Linked DNA regions of Homo sapiens: region 2 is linked to region 1. The links are chromatin contacts, found by Hi-C or POLR2A ChIA-PET in ENCODE. All regions are on one chromosome and are shown on one strand. Each heading gives the region's core, a stretch centred on a gene start or an enhancer-like site at or near the end of the contact. The rest is flanking DNA. Distances are from core to core; before and after follow the strand shown.

Region 1 (7,423 bases), core at 2,018-4,517:
TCAAAGGAAAGTGGAAATGATCATGAAAGAGCCAAATATAAATGAGCAAAATAACCAGTAATTGTCTTGTCTTTGCGGGAAATTTTATATATAGCAAATATACATATGTAAACCAAAAATACTCATTTTTAATTTCTATTTCAGTAGTATTCCTGATGTTAAAATTTGCTTAAAAGAGAATGTAACAAAACAGCAGATGCTTTTGGGTAACTGTGTACAGATGAAGTGTTTTTTTCTATTCCTTCATATGTTTGTTTTTTTCAAAAACAGACTTTGAATGTGCTAATTCTATAATCAGACAATACAAATAAGACCCAAAGCAAAATCCACATGTTGAATCATTATATATATAATATAGAAATACATACCTATAATTACATGATAATTTGAGAGTTGTTCACATAAGAAAAGATCATTTAAACATAGTCACTGTTCAGACTTTTAAAATTAATTATTGACTTTAAATATCACTCACCTTATCAAATAAAAAGTTCATTCACATGGTCACCAAATGCTAGTGGCCACTGCACAATTTTTAATTATTTTTTTAACTCACTACAATGCCTGGAGGCAGGTGCTTTCATCAACTCCCTCTTGTAAGTGAGGAAATAAAGGTAAAGAGGGCTTAATTAACTTGCCCAAGATCAGGAGGCTGTGAAATGGCAGAGGGGAGATTTTATTCAGTCTTGCACTACGGCATAGACAATATTCTATACTCTCTGATATTAATGTGCCTACTTGATTTTGGAACTCTTCAGAGAACACATGGAGGTCAGTACTCATTTCATCTGGAAATCTTGCCTACTTAATGTTAAGGCAGGCACCTAAGCTGTATTTGATGCCAAGTACACAGCAAAACTTCTACCTGAAAGAATGAATAATAAAAGAAATTCAACAGCCACTGTGGAGAACAGTATGGAGGCTCCTCAAAAAACTGAAAATAAAGCTCCTGTATCATCCAGCAATTCCACTGCTAGGTATTTACCCCAAAGAAAGGAAATCAGTACACTGAAGAGATATACTCCCATGTTTATTGCAGCACTATTCACAATAGCCAAGATTTGGAATCAAGTGTCCATCAACAGATGAATGAATAAAGAAAATGTGGTACATAAACACAATGGGATATTATCCAGCCATAAAATATAAAATCCGGACATTTGCAACAACACAGATGGAAATGTAGGGCATTATGTTAAGTGGAATAAGCCAGGCACAGAAAGACAAATTTTGCCTGTACTCGCTCATGTGGGAGCTAAATTTTAAACAATTGAACTCACAGAGATAAAGGGCAAAATGACGGTTACCAGAGGCTGGGAAGGTTAGTGAGCAGGGAGGGGAAAGTGGGGATTGTAAATGGGTGCAAAAATATGGCCAGATAGAATGACTAAGATCTAGTGTTTGATAGCTCAATGAGGTGACTACGGTCCACGATCATTTATTCTATATTTTAAAACAACTAAGAGTCGAATTGGAATGTTCTCAACACATAGAAATTATAAATGCTTGAGATAATGGATATGTCAATTACCCTGATGTCATTATTATACATTGTATGCGTGTATCAAAATATCACATGTACCCAATAAATACATACATGTAACATGTACCCATTACATTTTTTAAAAATCAATGGCAGGTTTCTTATCACAGTGACATGAGTTACTTTAATAAACTCAGTAAAAAGTTTTAAAAAGAACCTCAAATCTACAATAGTTGCTGAATCTTAAACTTGTCACACGTTGAATATTAAGTGCAGAGAGTTAAGAGCTATTTTCCACTTAAATAACAACAATTGGAGGAAGTGGTGGTTATCAGTCATCTTTAGCCCTCACTTTAGTTTAATAGCCATTAGTAAAAAACAGAGATAAATTTTATAGGTGCTAATTGACCCTGCAAGAAGCCTTTGAACCTCTCCCACTAGCTTAGGACTTTTTCTTTGAAGCCTTGTTTTAACTAAAGTGTCCCAGCAAAAACCTGGGAAAAATATATGTTAGAGAAAAAGATGCAGGTACAAAACCTTTGCACTATATGAATAATTGTAAAACTATGGTTTAGTGACTGTGAGCAAAACAAACCTGACCAGTACTTGACCACAAAGGACTCCCCCAGTTACTCTAAAAGTTTTTTGAGGAAGTACTTTAGAAGATTTTGAATGTGTTATCACTCTATTCTGTTAATATTAGGAAGAGAGGAGAAAACAGCCTACATATTTACAGCACTATACAGCTTTCATAACTCATTTGATCCACATAAAAACCTTGTACGATCTGAAGATCAAATAGGTAAAATAACTCACCCAAGGTCACCCTGCCAATGAATAGAAAAATTGGAATTCAATTAAGAGAACTAGAGCAAGCTTCCTTTCACTGCACCGTAGCTGCCTTGCACATTCACTGTATCGTTGAGTTAGAGAAGTTGAATTAGAACAAGTAAGGAGATGAGGCACAAGTCTAGTCACGGAAGACCTAAGAAGAAAGTGAAGAGATTTTTTATAAGTACACTAGTCCTAAGCATTTACATTCTAGTTAAGCTCCCTGTTGACTAATATCCAAGAAAAAGCCAGGCATAATGAGAACAAAATAAAATCATACGCAAGAATCTTTATTTTGACCCAGGAATTATTCCAAGCTTGTTTCCCACCCATTTGCTTCTACCTTCTTTCTTCACTAGCTGTCCATGGTCTTCACATCATTTAGAAAGTGTGAATTTGGGAGATGGCAGAAAAAACAAAAAACAAAAAAAAGCAGTCTTCTAGAGAAAAACAGTGGGCTGGTTAGAAGATGACACCTTGGAATGGTGCAGAATTGACTTTGCCAAGGAGAAGGAGAGAAATGACTGCATTTCATCATAACTATGCTTGAAAGAATGGAGTAGATGACCCCTTACGGCCACTTCCACTTGCCAGATTTCATATGCAAACTTACTCCTTTTTTATCCCTCAGAACACTGGAAAGGTTTCAAAAGACAAGTAATCTTAGCACACTCTGTCCTTGGAGAATTGTGGATGAAAGGGGCACATAAATACCTGTTATTAGTTTCATGCAGCAATTTTAGTTGGATTTTCTTGACCCATCTCCCCTTTTGTAATATTTCTCAGGGAGTATGCATATATGTGAGAGTGTGTGTGTGTGTGTCTGTGTGTGTCTGTGTGTGTGTGTGTGTTTAAGTGGTTTTGACCTTAGGGTTCTCTTTGATTTATAGGCAGCTCTGTAAGTTATGCTGGGATGGTTTCAGAGCCTGTTTGTTCTGGCATCCCAGTAAAGCTTTGCTTCCCATGGCAACTCCAGCCTACGAAGAAAGGCCTCAGGGAAAATACAGCTTTCATTGCCAGAATGAGGCAATAGCACTTTTGGGGTGCTATTTTGTTGGGTGGTGTATTAATTCTTAAGCAACTCCACTCATGGAAAACTAAAAAAGCGTTACAGTCTGAATATTACCACAGACAGCAGCAATCTCAGTTTCTCTCAAAAAAGTTAATTGATTCCATGAGACTTTATTTAATTTGGGGTTTTTCAGGCACTGTCTGCACAGTAGCAAGATTGTGGGGCATGACCTTAATGAGTGGTTCTAACATATGCATGTTCCCTTCTAAACAGCCTTCCCATTTATAGTCTCAACTTCACAGTTTAACCTTAAGGTCAATTTTTGACTTTCACTGATGCTCTTCCCTGCTTGTATTCAAAAGGAACCTGTGCTTCTCAGTCTTGGCGTGTACATCAGAATTAACCAGGGAGCTTCCAATAAATGCCAATGCCCAGACCCTACCATTAGAGATTCTAATAGTGGTGGCATGGGGCAGGGTTTGGGTATCAATAGTTTTCAAAGGTCCCCAAGATATTTTAATGTGCAGCCAGTGTTAAGCACCGTTGATCTGGTCCATTTCCTTTGAGGTCCTGAGAAGGGAAATAATTTCCTTAAGGTCATTAAGCAAATAGGTTTATTTTTGACCACACATGTTGACTCGTGGTTGATTAAAATGCCTATGCGTAGTTAATTGTTCTCTGTTATTATCTACATAACGGTCATGCTATTTACATTGTAAATCAGGTAGTCTGTGGTAGTTGAGTCCCAAAATACAAGGTGTTGACTTCCATTGCATGTCATACCCACCAGAATCTGCCAGTTGCCATTAGGAGTGTGACTATGGCTAGGAGAGGAGAAAAAATGGTGCCAAGGTAGCAGACCTACTGCATTTCCTGACAAAATGTTTTCTGTATTGGAAAGGTGACTTATTTCCGTGGTAAAGAGTGCTCCTGGGTATTTAATGAAATTATTCTCAGTATGGCCTGGTGATGAAGATGCTCTAGTGGGCTCTGTATACTCCTGACCTTACTTCTGTATTGTTCAGCTAGGTCTAAGTGTGCCACAGAGTGTGAGACTTTGTCAGCTTTGGAAGCCAACTAGTTTATGATTATGCCAATCTTGTGCCAAGAGCTCTCAGCTTATCGGTATGTTTGTGGTTGAAGTCCCAACATAAGTACACATTTTATTTTCTGTTGTGGCTTCTGTGTGATATTTCCTAAGAGATAAAATCATTTTTGGTAATAATTTTTTCCTAACTTTTTAATGTATTTTTAACAATTTTCTATTAAAAGGCTTATTTCAACACCATAACACAAAGTCTAAATGTATGTTCTTATTTGTTTACCTTTGATTTTTTCTTTTACTGAAAAAATTAATAAATCATTTAGCTAAAATTACTGTTAATGTAATATGAATAAATTTAACTTACATAAATTTGGTTTAAATTAAGAATGTATAAGATTGATTTTATAAACCTACACACACACACACACACACACACTCACACACATGAATAAGAATGTAGCTTTCTGGAACTATAATTGTGTTCATATGAAGAATGCTACTTATAGCTGCCCAGGGACTCTACTTCTAAAGGGAAACAGATTCAGAAGCAGAAGTCTCAAAAAGAGAGAATTTACATTAACACTTGGCTTCTTATTGCCTCCATCAATACTGTTTCCCTTCCCCAAAAAACAGACAACTTCACCAAAAAGGAGGGAACTCCCTAGAACTTCTACCCTTCTACCCAGTGCCTCCAATTCTCTTTGCCCCAATCTTTTGCCTTCTGTGTCCAAATGACCTGCGTATTTCCACATACAAAGACACAAACATTTAGAGAGTTAATGCCAGATTTCTCTCACTGAATGGAAAAGCTAGAAGGTCTCTTAGAGAAAATGTAGTGCAAGATCTCTGGGCCGGGTGCGGTGGCTTACGCTTGTAATCCCAGCACTTTGGGAGACTGAGGAGGGCAGATCACCTGAGGTCAGGAGTTCAAGACCAGCCTGACCAACATGGTGAAACCCTGTCTCTACTATAAATACAAAAATTAGCCAGGTGTGGTGGCGGACGCCTGTCATCCCAGCTACTCAGGAGGCTGAGGCAGGAGAATCACCTGAACCCAGGAGGCGGGGGTTGCAGTGAGATGAGACCATACCATTGCACTGCAGCCTGGGCAACAAGAGTGAAACCCTGTCTCAAAAAAAAAAAAAAAAAATCTATGTACTTGGCCTACCCTTCCCTACCCTACCATCTGCTCTCATTTCACAGATGAAATGTCTGAGGCTCAGGGAAGTTAAGTGACTTGCCCATACTCTAGCTTGGTGAAAACCTAGGACTCAAATATTCTCAGGAGTTCTATTTCTCTTGCTTTATAAAATGAAATTATTATAATATAAAATTAGCTAAATGTTAACACAATAGCTCCAATATGCTCTTCAGGATTGTTTTATGTGCATAATACATGTACATTAATCCTGTGTACAGAATTCACTTGTTTAACTCTTGGTTATCCATACTCATAGAAGCAACACTCGTTTTGATAAGCATCAGTTGTTGAGTAGAACACCAAAGATCATTGGAGCTTGAAGACACGTTTGGTATCACTACTCCAACACACCTATTAGCAGGGAAACATAGACCTGAAGAAGGCATGCAAATTCTCAAAATCACTTAGTTGTTAAGGAAGCTTCTAGAATATGAGCAATTAATTTTGTTTTATCTTAGGCTTAATATTTTCAGAATTCCATGATAAATAGTGTGAAAATTGTGACTACCAAGTATCTCACAAGAGAAAAAGAGAAAGCTTATAACGAAAGTCCAGAAGTGTGACTTGAGCTCTCTTAGTGATCTCAGATAAACATCTCTAGGCTTGTCAACTCCACCAACTGTCAAATGGGGGCAATAGAGTAGAAGACCTTTACAGTTCTGCTTTTTTCTGAAAACCTTTCTTTTCAATGAAACTGGCAGCTTTGAGAACCAGTCAGTTGACTATGATTTTACTGAATGATTGGAGAGAAAACTCTATATTAAGCCATGCTCCACTGCAGAGGTATTTTTTCCAGGTTGAGAACAGCTATGGAACAATGCAATTGGAGCACTGATGTAATTACTCATGTCCATGGAAGTGTGCAGGCTTTCCTCTTTGGTTCTCTAGATAGAGGATATGTGAGTCTCAAGAGTACAAAAAGGGGAAGCTGGGCACAGTGGCTTATGCCTGTAATTCCAGCACTTTGGGAGGCTAAGGCAGGAGAATTGCTTGAACCTGGGAAGCAGAGGTTGCAGTGAGCCCTGATCATGCCACTGCACTCCAGCCTGGGAGACAAGAGTGAAACTGTCTCAAAAAAAAAAAGGCACAAGAAGGGGAAAAAAAGAACAAGAGAAGCTCTTGAGGTTAAAGCATCTTACACTTCATACACATAATTCTTTTTTGGTGAATATTTTGTTTTCCTAAAAAGTAAGGGCATCTTAGAAGAGGCCTCTCTGTGAATAGTCTCTTTGGAGGAAATGGGGTAAATAAAAGCACAAAGTCTCCAAATTACAAATAATCTGGAGACCATGCTCTCACAAGCTCAATTTATCAAGAGCAATGAGGAAATACTTCCTAATCTTCATCCCAGGGTGATTTAGGCCCAGAGCTCTTGAGAAAGTAAGGTGGGTGTAACCTAGTCTAAGTGACTGGTTCTTCATGGGGTTTAAAATGGCTCAGGGGAGAAAGTGCAGATGATAGCAACATCACCTGTGGTGACTTTGCTCTCTCAGAGCTTACACATTCTAATGAATGCTCTGGAAGGAAAGGGCACCAGGTGATCTGCAGAGTAGCTTTTAGGGTCAAAATGTTCCTACCATGCTGCTGGTTATTCTTTCTGGCACAGACAAAAGTGCACTTATAACACCGAATGCAAATAGCATACCCTTGCATCGGGTCCCTTTCATCAGAGCCAGTGGTCCTATCAATTCGAGGAATTTCATTTTTGGTATCCTGAATAGTGAGGATAAAAAAAATATAGGTGTTTTTTGCTCCCAAGGGCTGGAAGAGTTTTTCACTCAAGAGCCAAATTTGTCTTTCTATTGTAGATGAGAGGGTGAGTGTAGGTGTTTGTTTTACATCAGGATGACA
Region 2 (7,423 bases), core at 3,180-5,679, 440 kb after region 1:
CTACGGTCTCTTCCACTCTTAGTAGTCTATGATTCTGTAAACTGTGAATAAATTCAGATTCCCATATCGGAGGTCTGAATACTGAGTGCTCATCCAAAGAAAGGAGTAAATAGTCTACATCCGGATATGAGCAGGAACTTCTGCGAATCTTAGATTAATAGAACTTTAGAGCTGGGAGTGAAATCAAGTTCACCCAGCAAGCCTTTTCAGATGTGTTCCACAGAGCTCTAGGAAGACCATGGGGAAAGATGAGAAGGGGTTAGCGGAGAGAGCTCCAAATTCCTGACTCTTGCTTCAGCCCAAGAAGCTCTGATTTTTCCTGCTGTTTACAGTGGTAGTCTGCCTAAGATTTTATTTGACGAAATATTTCTGTGTCTGGCAGACAAATCCTAAAATCCTTATATCCTGACTTGACAACTTGCTCTCAGTAGAGCCTTGAGTATTTACCTCCCAACTTCTCTGAGCCTCAGTTTTCTTGTCTATAAATGGAACCAATCATTCTGGCTCTCGAGGTTTTAGATCAGCACAAAACGTCCAAGAAAATGACTAGCATGAACTAGGCGTTTGGTATCTGTTAGTTGGATCTTAGTCCCACTTATGATTACTTCCTTAAGGTGGAAACCAGGTTCCCAGAGCTGCTCTGTGAAGATTGAAGAGGTTGGTAAACACATAGAGATACACATGAGCACACACACACACACACACACACACACACACACCAGGAACTGCCAAGAGGATATTTTAATAGGGACAATTACATCTGCAACACTTGGCTATCTCTGCATTACCAAACAAGGTGACAACAGCAAAATCCTACTCAACCACAACGGCAGAAGCAGATCGCTCTGATAATCAGTGCAACACCATGGGTTTGGTTACTGCAGGATAACTCTCTGACCTTACTGGGCATCGTTTCCATACAGTAGCTATACAGGGGAAGTTGAATAACCGGTCTTGTTCCTCGCACTCAGGGTGTGGCAGCTGTAGTGCTTACAGTGTCTGTTTCAAATTTACCAGTCCAGTCCCTTCCACCCTCCCCCTTTGCCCTAAAATGGTGGCCAGCTTGTTGCTCCCACCGGAGACAGTGTTGCAGTAGGCAGAAAGTTGTGCGCACGGTGACACTGCTTTCCATTTCCGAAGACGTGATACTCTTCTAAGTGGAACAGCCTAGAACTTAGATGTGTGTTCTCTTAAGCCTTCTGTTCTCATATGACTAATTCGAGAATCCACCCACTCTGGGGGCCATTAGGCGGGTACGAGGAAAGATTTCCAGGCAGTGTTCTCGTCACAAATTGTATCAGTGCAGGGCTTTGTAATCAGATGGGGACTGACTCTCTCTTCCAGGCTGCCAGGGCAACATATCCCTGGGCTGAGGTTCAATCCTAGCCCTGTAACAAATTGACTGTGTCAGCTTGCCCCAGTCACCTGCCTTTTGTGTGTTTCCTCACATATGGAATTCTCATGTTTCTTGTATATATTTTTTTCTCAGTTGGAATTTGCACAATGCTTCTCTTTCCCTTGTTATTGTTTATTGCTTTCGGACCCTGTTTAGCAACAAATTTGGATTCTAGTTTATACTTATTATTGGCTCCTAGACTTTGACAGTACCATTACTTATAGTATTCTCAAAGAGTATTGAGACTAATGCCTTCATTTTTTAGTTGGAGAAATTAAGAATTTGAGTTAGAGGGTAATTTTCTCAGAGCCTCCCAAATCCTGAGTGATTAAGCTAAAATTTGTGACTTTCAGTCAGTTGTCCTTTCCAATGTGTTTGTTCACTCTTTCATTTAATTGTGTGTACATTAATTAATTACTCATTTAATTAATAGTTATGCATTTCTTATCTGTGTCATGTAATATTTTAAACTGTGGAAATATAGCAATGAATGGAACTCTTGTCTTAGAAACTTTATTCTGGGCAGAAGGAGGTAGTCAATAAATCAAGTTAGATTACACATAAGTAGGAAGTTATGATATTAAGGGTTATGAAGAAAATAAGCAGAAGGCTGAGGTGTGCAGATCAACTGAGGTCGAGAGTTCAAGACCAGCCTGACTAACATGGAGAAACCTCGTCTGTACTAAAAATACAAAATTAACCAGGCGTGGTGGCACGTGTCTGTAATCCCAGCTACTCAGGAGGCTGAGGCAGGAGAATTGCTTGAACCCAGGAGATGGAGGTTGTGGTGAGCCGAGATTGCACCATCGCATTCCAGCCTAGGCAACAAGAGTGAAACTCCGTCTCAAAAAAAATAATAAAATAAAGAAAAAAAAAAGAAAAAATTAAGCAGAGAGAGGGAGTGAGAATGCTGACTGCAGGAGTTCAGTTGTAGAGAGAGGTCATGGCGGACCTCCCCAGGAAGGTGATCTTTGATCTCAACTAGATAGACATGGGGAATGAGCCACGTAGACACCTGAGGGAAGAATGGCTCAGGCATAAACAACAGTAAATGCAAAGCCCTGAGGCTGGAGCATGCTAGGCAACAGGCATGTTCTAGGAAGAGTAAGGAGGCCAGTGCCACTGCAGCCAACTAAGCAAGGGGAGAGTATATAGGATATAAGAACAGAGAGGTAGCTGCCTCAGGTCTTGGTGGCTGTTCTAATGACTTAGCCAATGAGATGCAAAACCAATGAAAGATGTTTGAGCAGAGGAATGACATAAGCTAATTTATGTTTAAAAGGATACCGCTGGCTTTTTGGTTGAGAATACACCGAAAGAGGACAAGAGTGGAAGCAAAAAGAAAAGTTAGGAGGACACTGCAGTAATTCAGCAGAGAGATAGATGATGGTGGCTTAGACGAAGATGGTGAGAGTGGTGATGGCACAAAGTCCACTACCATGGACAGCAGAAGACATGAATATAAACTCAATAATGAGGGGTGTGAGAAGGGTAAGGAAGGGTGGGTCTGGACTACTCTGCAGAGAGACCGAACTTAGCCTAGGAGTACATGGCATCAGAGAAGGCTTCCTAGAGGAAGAAATATTCCAGACCTAAGCCACAACATGATGTAGAGTGACCAACTGTCCAAGTTTGGTTTTCAGACCCCTCGGTCCCAGGGAAAGTGGGATGGGTGACCACCCACGGTCGGAGTTTCCTGGTGAAACCAGAGTGGTGGTGGGAGGACAGTGTTTTCAGCAGAGAGAATTGAATGTAAACATCTGAGAGACAAGAGAGGGCCATGCTACAGGGTAGGGAATAAAGAGGAGGAAAGTGGCAGCATGCAGGGTTGAGGAGGTAGGCAAGGGCACCAGCGTACGGCGAGGAAGCCAGAAGATCGCTGGGATTTGTTTCTACATCATTGGAAGGGTTTTAAGCAAGGAGTGTTAGCACTAACAACTCAGTGTTACCTGTCACCTCTGTTAATTTACCTGTAGAAGAGCTATTACAAGTAATTTATAAGTTTTCAGGTAAAGAAAAAGATGACAAGCAAGAAATCACTAAACAGAGTAGGAAATACATTTATACGAAAACATTCCAGCTAAGTGTTCAGTTGCTACTTGGGAGTCCTTCTGTGTAATAAGGTCAAATTCCCTATGAAACTAGTTGATGTTTTCCCTCGTTTCTCTGCTTGCATCACTGACATCATTATTTTCTTAGGCTCAACAGCTCAGAGACATAATTTTTATCTTTTCTTCTTGGTGACTCTGACAGCCTCCAAGTTCTGATTTGTTTTTCCTTCAGGATGTCTCTGCTTAGTCCTTTACCCGCAAGTTCCACGGCTGCCAGCCTGCCTCAGGCTTCCTCACATGTGCCTTGGCAGTGGTGGACTAAGCTAGGCAATCAGTAGGATTGGATACCCCTGGGTGCAGGCAATGACGAGGTGTTGTCTTTAGAGGTCTAAAACCAATACAAAACCAATTCGAAATTAGCCTGCCTTGTATTATTTCTATGTGCCAGCAACTATAGACAATGACAAAGATAAAATCTCCTTCCCACTGGGGCAGACTACTCCCAAATTCCCTCCCACTCAACTCTTGATTAGTGTAACATTTGCTTTATTGGTATCCCTGACAATTGACCTTTTTTCCTCCAATCCTTCTCAGGCTGACTTTGTTAATCTAACAACTACAATCTATAACCACCTGTGTCGAGCTCTCCCAAACTTCAGAATCCTCCCTGAGGTTTACAGGATCAAGCCCCAATGCCTCAGTTTAGCTTTCGATCAAGCCCTCGGTAACCTGTAGGTAGCCTAACAGCTGTGACTTTTCCTTTTAATTTCACATCCCAAACCCTCTTTTCCAGAGGAGTCTATGTTACAAATTTATGGTTTCCTGCTGCAGTAGCAGGGAGGAAAACCAGTTTTGGATCCCAGCAGTACTAGTGACTGTGTGAGCTTAAGCTAGTCACTTTCCCTCTAAAAGCCTTGATTTTCTCATAGTAAAATTAGGATAATAATACCTATAGAGCTGAAGTCACAGGATTACAGCAAGGGCAAAATGACATCATGGTTGTGAAAGCAGCTACCCGTGTGAGCCACGATGACTATTATAAGCAGTAGAGGTAAGTAATACTTGTCAGGGTAGTGGTTGTCAACAATTAGTGTTGATATTCATGGCAATGCATGACTTACTGATTTTTTTAATGTTGTCTATTTTATCTTTTATATATTTTATCTTTACCACTCCATATCATACTCGTCATTTAAGAAACAACTCTAGACTAACTTCCTGCCAAATACTTCCTGGGTCACACTAGCCTACCGAACTGAACTCTGCTGTCCTCAAAAACCTCCAAAACATATACCCTTTGCATTCAGGCATGTACCACATGTATCATTTCATATCATGTTCCCACCTGGACTATAAATGCAACATCTCATGCTTGTTTAGCATTTCTCTAAATGCTGAGAACATAGTAGATGTTAAATCAAGACTTGCTAAAATGAACGAATGAATGAATGCATAGAGGCATCTTTCTTTTTTATTTTTAACCCCTCACAGCAAAATATGCTAATAGTGCCCTCTGCTGCTGACTAACGATTCTGTTTTTTACACAGTTGAAAAGCAAGTGACAGAAAGCTCAGTAAAAGGAAATAGGTAAAAATTGTGTCTTTCAAGGTGCTTGGCACAAACAAAGTAGCTGTAATGTCACAGTGCAGACAGAAAGCTAGGCTGTCAGAAGGACCAAATGAGGTGGCTGCAGACAAGACAAGCCTCTCTTTTCTGGACTGCTGATTGACAACCAGCTTGGAGTTCAAACACTCTCAATTTTGTAATTTTGTAACAAGTTTCTCTTCTCCTGTGCCCCTGCCCTAGCAATAAGTGTGTTATATATGATCAGACTATTTCTAAATGTAACTGTATGAAAATTAACCTTGAAGGTTCTGAGGTTGATCAAGGGATAATGCACTAAAAAAAAAAAAGTCATGAGAGCAGGTGAAATATTGCCAGAGAATTCACAGTCCTATTCATTTTCCTTCATTTTAGGTGTTCTGATATAGTCACAAGTCATTGTCTTTTAATGATTACCTGCTATGTGTTCGGCTCTCTTTTTATAATCTCAATTAATCTTTCTTCTTTTCTTTCTTACTCTTTTTCTTTCTTTCTTTTTCTTTCTTCTTTCTCTTTCTTCTTTGTTTCTCCTTTCTTTCTTTCCTTTCTCCTTCCTTCCTTCCTTCCTTCCTTCTTTCCCTCTTCCCTTCTCTTCCCCTTCCCTCCCCTCCCCTCCCCCACTCCCTGCCCCTCTCCTCCCGTCCCCTCCCCTTCCCTTCCTGACAGTATCTCCATATGTTGCCGAGCCTGGTCTCAAACTCCTGGCCTCAAGTGATCCTCCAGCCTTGGCCTCCTAAAGTGCTCAGATTACAGGCATGAGCCATCATGCCTGGCCAATGAAATCTCTAGATAACTTATGAAATAGATATTACCAGCCTTTTCTTTATAGATAAAGACACTGAACAGATGTGCGTTAAAGGCCAGTAAAAGGCAGAAAGGGCTGCAAGTCCATGGTAACACAGTCTGCACTCTTCTCTGCAATTCCATAGCTTCTCAGTGTGGTCTGCCGCTCTAGGAGTCAGAGGAGCTGGTTTTGAGTCCATATTTCTACCACTAACATTTCAGTAAAGTTGAGTAACTCACATTTCTCCACCTCTAAAATAAAGGGCATAAGGTCAGGTGCTTTCTAAGGTCCCTTCCAACTTGGAGTCAGTTGTTTGCAGTGTCGTTCACTTGCTAAGCTATAAATACAAAGCACAATTGTGGCTATGATTCTTCCTTGGGGTCCCTACCATGGACTTGATCTTCCCTGTTTAGCCTGCTCTGATGAGTTAAACGTTGACCTCAGATCAATAATGAAAAGCCCTCTGTGCTGACGTTGATGGTCATTCAAATATCATTCTATTTAATTTGTAAATCCTTCTACACATAAATGACATGTTTTGACCACAGAGTTCAAGGCATGATAGTTTATTTCATGCTGATTCTGAAGGTAGGGCAGTTTTCAGTTTTGGCACGCCAATTTGTCACATTTGACATTTTTGACAATCAGCCTTTAGCTGGTAAGTGGCTTGGTGGGCAACGTGTCCCTAGTTAATAGGCACACCCCGATAGCTCACAGTCTCCGGGGACAGCCATCTCTGCAGCATGCCTAGCCTTTGAAGCGGCTCACGCGTTCTTCAAAGCAAACTTTCTGGTACAGGGAGCAACATCTGATGTACTTTTATTACCCTTAGAGACAAAAAAAACATCACTCAGAAGCCAAACGTCTGCAAGGAAAAATCTGTACCCTGTGCTTAGCCCTGCGGCCTGGAAGTTCAGAGAAGGCTGAAAGTGCTCCCTGTGAGGAAACCAGGGCATGTTTAGACAGAGCTTTAATCATGTCTAACCAACTCAGAGCAGTGGCAGCAGCCATCTTGCTGAAGATGTCGCCTCCTTCTGGATTTGCACTGGAGTGTGGGGGAGTGGGTGAGATCTAGTGTCAGATAAGCTCATAATAATTCCTACTGCTTCCTAGTTATTCAAAACATCAAAACTGCAAAATCTTCTTAGAGAGTTCAGCAACTTTTTTTTAACTCGAGGAACTGACATCTACTGACTTTGACTTCTGTCAAATTATTTATCTATTCTGGTGTTTTATTTTTTCCACTATATGAGAATAATCATCACATCTATTGGGATGTCGTGAAAAACTTAGTGAACCCAATGCTAAACGATGAAGTGGACTACTTTCCCAGAAATCTTTACTCTGTCTAGGCAAGGGAGCTTCAACAATACCGCCCATGCCTGTTCTTTACTTAATACTAAGTAGCTAAAGTTAGAATAAATTGCAGATTAAGACCACTGAGAATCCAGCTGTCCTAAAAGATGTTTACACCTTTATCTGGGATGCTGAAGGGTTGAAAATCTCCAAGTAGTCTTTATTTAATTAACCAATGTTAACTTCAAAGAAATATAATTCTGGTTCATATTACCTTGTGAAAAAAAAGTCCTG

Evidence for each region. A loop is a pair of places that touch in the nucleus more often than their neighbours do. ChIA-PET counts read pairs that join two places held with the same protein, here RNA polymerase II (POLR2A). Pooled maps may share reads with other maps.
Region 2: a loop to region 1 is called in a map of Caco-2, with 4 times the contacts of the local background. The contact joins two enhancer-like sites. A Hi-C loop is called at or near these places in 7 of 168 maps with a recorded cell type or tissue (A673, Caco-2, Calu3 and 4 more), 36 of 37 single-sample maps with no recorded cell type and 13 of 50 pooled maps. POLR2A ChIA-PET finds 5 or more read pairs at or near these places in 2 of 52 experiments (MCF 10A and PC-9).

What each region holds. Positions count from the first base shown.
Region 1 is chr3:189,506,029-189,513,451 of GRCh38, forward strand. No RefSeq gene overlaps it. Among named protein-coding and RNA genes, the nearest start is that of TP63, 120 kb to the right of the region's middle. Within about 2 kb of position 3,268, at least 2 of the 41 ENCODE cell types and tissues checked have a DNase peak (open chromatin) inside an H3K27ac peak, as active enhancers do.
Region 2 is chr3:189,943,687-189,951,109 of GRCh38, forward strand. No RefSeq gene overlaps it. Among named protein-coding and RNA genes, the nearest start is that of MIR944, 120 kb to the left of the region's middle. Within about 2 kb of position 4,430, at least 3 of the 41 ENCODE cell types and tissues checked have a DNase peak (open chromatin) inside an H3K27ac peak, as active enhancers do.